2 separate regions of the Homo sapiens genome follow, and region 2 is linked to region 1. Evidence: read pairs that join two places in POLR2A ChIA-PET (ENCODE). Cell type or tissue: A673. All regions are shown on one strand. Links, peaks and the distances in the headings refer to the core of each region. The heading gives the core; the rest is flanking DNA.

Evidence for each region. ChIA-PET counts read pairs that join two places held together with the same protein. Peaks named below come from ENCODE experiments on the same cell type or tissue, not always from the same donor. Only the 100,000 strongest peaks of a DNase experiment are listed, where the experiment ranks them.
Region 2: POLR2A ChIA-PET joins it to region 1 with 18 read pairs; 1 of 35 experiments calls an interaction of 5 or more read pairs at or near these places.

The regions. Positions count from the first base shown.
Region 1 is chr4:116,182,095-116,185,025 of GRCh38, reverse strand. No RefSeq gene overlaps it. Among named protein-coding and RNA genes, the nearest start is that of MIR1973, 120 kb to the left of the region's middle. In A673, for the core only: no CTCF peak of the experiment used is centred there; a DNase peak (open chromatin) is centred at 1,585; H3K27ac peaks cover 2,500 bases.
Region 2 is chr4:115,865,167-115,868,097 of GRCh38, reverse strand. No RefSeq gene overlaps it. Among named protein-coding and RNA genes, the nearest start is that of MIR1973, 430 kb to the left of the region's middle. In A673, for the core only: no CTCF peak of the experiment used is centred there; DNase peaks (open chromatin) are centred at 1,537 and 2,077; H3K27ac peaks cover 2,500 bases.

The sequences.
Region 1 (2,931 bases), core at 317-2,816:
GCTGGAAAGGCAAAGGTCAAGGTGCCAGCAGATTCAATGTCTGGTGAAGGCTCACTCTCTTCCTCACAGATGGTACCTTCTTGCTGTATCTTCACATGGTAGAAGGGGCAAACAAGTTCCCTTGGGTGGGCCTCTTTTATAAGGCACTTATCCCACCTACCTCATGACCTGATCACCTCCCAAAGGCCTCACCTCTTAACACTATTCCACTGAGGATTAGATATCAAATATGAATTTTGGGAGAACCAAAACATTCAGAGCACAGCAAATAGTGTATCAAATTAGTATTCCCAAAAACTGAATCAAATATTACATAAAAGAGGTAGCAGTGAAATAGGTACTTTAATAAAATATGGTTATACATTTAAAATATATAACCCTAATATCCTTTCCATAATATATAAATAATTTTAATCACTCTAATTTCTAATTTCACAATGCATGCAATCTCAAGAGCTAATTCCTTTAAAAATCAGGTGAATTATTTTAGATTAATGCATAACTAAAGCTTAGATCCACATATCTGTTGGCAAATAAATAAAACATCTTAAGAGATTTTAATATGTCAATCACCAGGCTTTACAGTACTGCATATCTACTTTCAAGTAGCATTTAAGCTACAATTTTTTTTCTGGTTTTGGTTAATATTTGTCATCTACATTTCTCTAACTTTTACAATACATATTTTAAAAAGTTAAGCAGAGTGAAAAATAATGTCAATAATAATAATTATAGTGTCTAGTACTTTTCATAACTTGGCTATAAAAGCATTTTCATATGCATCATCTCATTGGATTATCACCAAAAATGAATATTATTATCATAGATATACAAAGAAGTGAGGCAAATATAATTTTATGATTACATGAAAGTAATAAAGCCATTAAATTACAGAGCTGGAATTTTCTTCAAGATATTTTAACTTCAGTTGAAAAGCTATTTTCCACAGTTCACCTACTTCATAGGGAAAAATGAGAAGAATCCCACTCATAGTAATATTTGTCACTGTAATGATATAAAATTTGTTACAGAATCAAAAGTTGTTAGAACTTTTATATTATTTATACTTTCTGAAATATTTTCATTCATATGCCCTGTGAACTTGTTCCTTCTAAGTTACAATAGTTTATAATCCTTTTCAAAATCACTTTTTATTTATAGAATTCCGTTTCTTCAAGTACATTATCTTTTCAGAACTAAATCATGTAACATATTATAATAACTAATCCATACAGTAAATTATTAATGTTATTATTTTTGTTAATTTATACTTATGCTTCATTCCTTGTAGGCTTTCTTCCTTCATTTTTTGATTGTATGTAGTGAAAAATTTCTGCTTATTGTCCCAATAATTTAATTCTCCTTCCTTCCTTCCTTCCTGATTTCCTTCCTTCCTTCCTTCCTGCCTTCCTTCTTTCCTTCCTTCCTTCCTTCCTTCCTTCCCTCCTTCCTTTTATAACTTATTTCTCTAACAGATGCATACCTGACTGGTATTTTTTTCATTCTCTATTCCTTATAAATCATTCTCCAGTTTCTTACTTACTAAAATTCTAAAGCCCTCACTTCATCTTATAACTTGGGTAACTACTTGTTAAAACTTTCCCTAGACTGACATTCAGAATCTGCAAAACTCTGAATGAGCCTTTACTATTTAATCTTATCTGCATGCCATAATACTTCTGCTTAAGTCTTAAGGCACCATATGTTCACTTAACCCTACATGTGTTATGCTTAAGCTCCACAGCAGGTGTTTATACATTACTGTCCTCTTAACTAAGCACATCACATCCATATTTCGGATAAAGTTGGTGAAACTTTCAATAATGGTCCCAGCCATCTTTTATTTTGCCTACTCTCAACCCCTGAAACAATTATTTTGAAACGTAAATCACCTAATCCCTTCATGGTTACCTAGCTTCTGTGTGTGGATTTTATATAATTCAGAATTGCATTAGGACAATAGTAATATGTCTTATGAGTCTTGTTTACCTGAGATGTGTCGTTTAATTTAAAAAGAGATCATCCGCATCAGTCAACTAGGATTTGTTTTAAAAATAAGTATGCCTAGCTTTTTCCTACTTTCAATCTACTGATTTAGAGTTTTTGGGTTATCTTGACTAGAAATCTACATTTTTAACGTGTGTACTCAGGTGATTTTTACATACATTGAGTTGTGAGGACTACTGGTATTATGGAGAATGATGTTGGAATTAACAGCTGTGAAGACTTTACTTCTCTGTAAGCTTGAGTGTTTTCTGCTGTGTAAAACATATATAATAGCTATTGCACTGGTTGGGTGTGATAAATGTGTGTAGGCTAACATAAAGCTCCTGCACATAACAAGTTCTCAAAAGGTATTTTTTGTTGTTGCTGTTTTTGAGATGGAGTCTCACTCTGTTGCCAGGCTGGAGTGCAGTGGCGCAATCTCGGCTCACTGCAACCTCCATCTGCTGGGTTCAAGTGATTCTCATGCCTCAGCCTCCCGAGTAGCTGGGATTACAGGCATGCGCCACCACACCTAGCTAATTTTTGTATTTTTAGTATAGATGGGGTTTCACCATGTTGGGCAGGATGGTCTCGTTCTCCTGACCTTGTGATCTGCCCACCTCGGCCTCCCAAAGTGCTGGGATTACAGGCTTGAGCCACCGTGCCCAGTCGGCATTTGGTCGTTTGTGTATTTAACCAGAATACTGCCAAAATTCATCCACTACTTATATAAACTTTTCATACAAAAAGATCAACAATTTTATTTGAAAAGTCTTGATGTAAATACATAATTTTTATTACATTTATATCCAAGTGTTATAGATTGTTCTATGCCCTGCAAAATGATACATTGAAGTCAGGACTCACAGTAGCCCAGAACATGACCTTGATTAAAAATTGTGTCATTATAGGTATAGCTAGTTAAGATGAAGTCATACTGAGCTA
Region 2 (2,931 bases), core at 278-2,777, 320 kb after region 1:
TACGCAAAAATTAACTAAAGATGGATTACAGACTTAAACATAAGACCTGAAACTATAAAAAATCCCAGCAGTAAACTTCGGAAAATCTCTTCTGGATATTGGTGTTGGCCAATAATTAATTATTAAGATCTGAAAAGCAAATGCAACAAAAACAGAAATAGACAAAGGTGATGTAATTAAACTAAAAAGTTTCTGCACGGAAAAAAAAAAATTAAGAGAGTAAACAGACAACCTACAAAATGGGAAAAGTATTTGCAAACTATGCATCTGACAAAGGGCTAATATCAGAATCTACAAATATCTCAAAAAACTCAGCAAGAAAAATGCAAATAACCCCATTAAAAAGTGGGCAAAAACAGGAACACTTTTCAAAGGAGGCATGCAAGTGGTCAAAAATCATGAAAAAATGCTCAGTATCACTAATCATCAAAGAAATGCAAATTAAAACCACAATGGGATACCATTTTACATCAGTCAGAATGGCAATTATTAAAAAGTCAAAAAACAGCAGATGTTGGGAATGATGTGAAGAAATTGGAACACTTACATGCTTTTGGTGGGAATGTAAATTAGTACAAGCTTTATGGAAAACAATATGGGGATTTTTCAGAGAACTAAAAATAGAGCAATCCAACTACTGAGTATACACCCAAATGGAATAAAATCATTACGTCAAAAAGATATGCACATTCATATGTTTATCACTGTACTACTCACAATAGCAAAGGCATGGAACCAACCTAACTATCGATCAATGGATGACTGGATAAAGAAAATGCGGTATGTATAAATTCCACAGAATACTACTCAGCCGTAAAAAAGAATGAAATAATGTCTTTTGTAGCAAGACGTATGTAACTGCAGGCCATTATTCTAAGTGAAATAACTCAGAAACAGAAAGTCAAATATTAGATGTTTTCACTTAAACCTGGGAGCTAAGCAGTGGGTACACATGGGCAAGCAGAGTAGAATAATGTACAGTGGAGACTACAAAAGGTGAAAGGGTAGAAAGGGAGTGAGGTTTGAAAAATTATCGATTGGGTATAATGTTTACTATTTGGGTGATGGGTACACTGGAAGCCCAGACTTTACCACTACAGAGTAAGTACATAAAGGAAATCTGCACTCGTACCCCCTAAATATATAAAAATAAAGATTAAAAATATTAGTGGAGGATTTTTCAGTTTATTGCTGAACAAATGCAAAGAGGGAAATATTATTAACCAATATCACTCACTCAAAAATATATTCAGCGTTAAGCATGTGCACATCTTTATTATATATTCACTTATACCCAAGGCTGGCAAACTATGGCTGTCCTATGTATCAAATCCAGCTCACATCCTACTTTTGTAGGTAAACTTTGTTGGAACACAGCAACACTCATTTGTTTACAATTGTCTAAGTCTGCTTTTTTATTATGAAACATGAAGTTGAATAGCTATGACAGATAGCATAGGGTTCACAGAGCTTAAAATATATGTGACTTGGCCCTTACAGAAAATAACTTAGCTAACGTCAAGTTATAAGGTTGAATTTCCTTCCTTCCTTCCTTCCTTCCTTCCTTCCTTCCTTCCTTCCTTCCTTCCTTCCTTCCTCCTTCCTTCCTCACTCATCTCACTTATTATCACTGTCCCAGAGAAAGACGACCTTTTTACAGAATCCAAATGTAAAGTCATCAGAATTGTAAACTGAAATATATCTTAGTGTATGCTCAGATGTCAGTACTTGCTGCTAAATTTACCATTGGTAAGTAAAATGAGCAAATATTCTTTTTACTAAAAGAAACGTTCTTGCTTACTTAGTAATCAAAAGGACTTACTTGTGAAAATGTCCTTGCTCAGGTACCTCACCACAATACATTTAACATATTTAGCTAGAACATCTGGAAATGTTTGAAGATGTTCAGTATCTGTAATTTCAAGAGACATACCTTGGTTTATAAGTGAGATTTCATTCTAACTTCTGATAATTTTTCTTATAGGTGCTGTTAAAGAATTAGGATTCAAAGGGAAACCAGCAAAACATACACATACACACACACACGCACACACACACACACACGGACTTGAATTTTCAAACTTTTGAACAGTGAGCTTAAGCAAAAGTGTTGGCAATCCAATGAGAAATACATAATATATTTTGAGTTAAGACTGATGCAAACAGACTGTTTCTAGATGATTGTTTTAACACACTGACCACAAAACAGTTTGTGTTTGTGGCAAAGACCCAGATATGAAGTAAGCTGAAATAGAATTTGGCAGAATTAAGAAGCTTATAACAGAACATGTTCTTGTTGGAAGAGTTGTTACTCTTGGAAAAATAACTGACATGAGACAATCTATATATTTTTTTAAATCATCCTTTTCTCTCTCTCTCTCTCTCTCTTTTTTTTTTTTTTTTTTTTTTTTTTTTTTTTTTTTTTTTTTTGGCAGAGTGCAACTAACCACCTGTTCTTATTTTCCAGGGGAAAATTATAATAAAAAAGAACATCTGGGTGATTTAACTAAAATATAAGATTGCTCATTACACTTCTGAGATTTTTTTCTTACTGAAAAATGCTGACAGTAGGAACACAGAAAGATGGGTGTGATGGATTTTCTACACAAGTTACACAAGCTTGCTTAACTTGGAGTTTGATGGGGGAAAATATTTATGTTCAAATTTAAAAATTTATTTTTATAGAGTATTGCCTTTTCCTTTACTGAACCTAGTTGTAATTAAAATCAGTATGAACATATTCAAGCAGTCTCCAACAAGCAAGTATGTTATTTAAGAAATGTGATTGATGTTTAAAAAATTGATAAACACATACATCTAAATGAATATGTTTATCAATCATTATAATAAAAATCAATATATTTATTGTAAGTCTTTATCAGACTATTTGGTCCTGAATTTTGAAATTTCTTTCAAAATTTGACGTTGTTT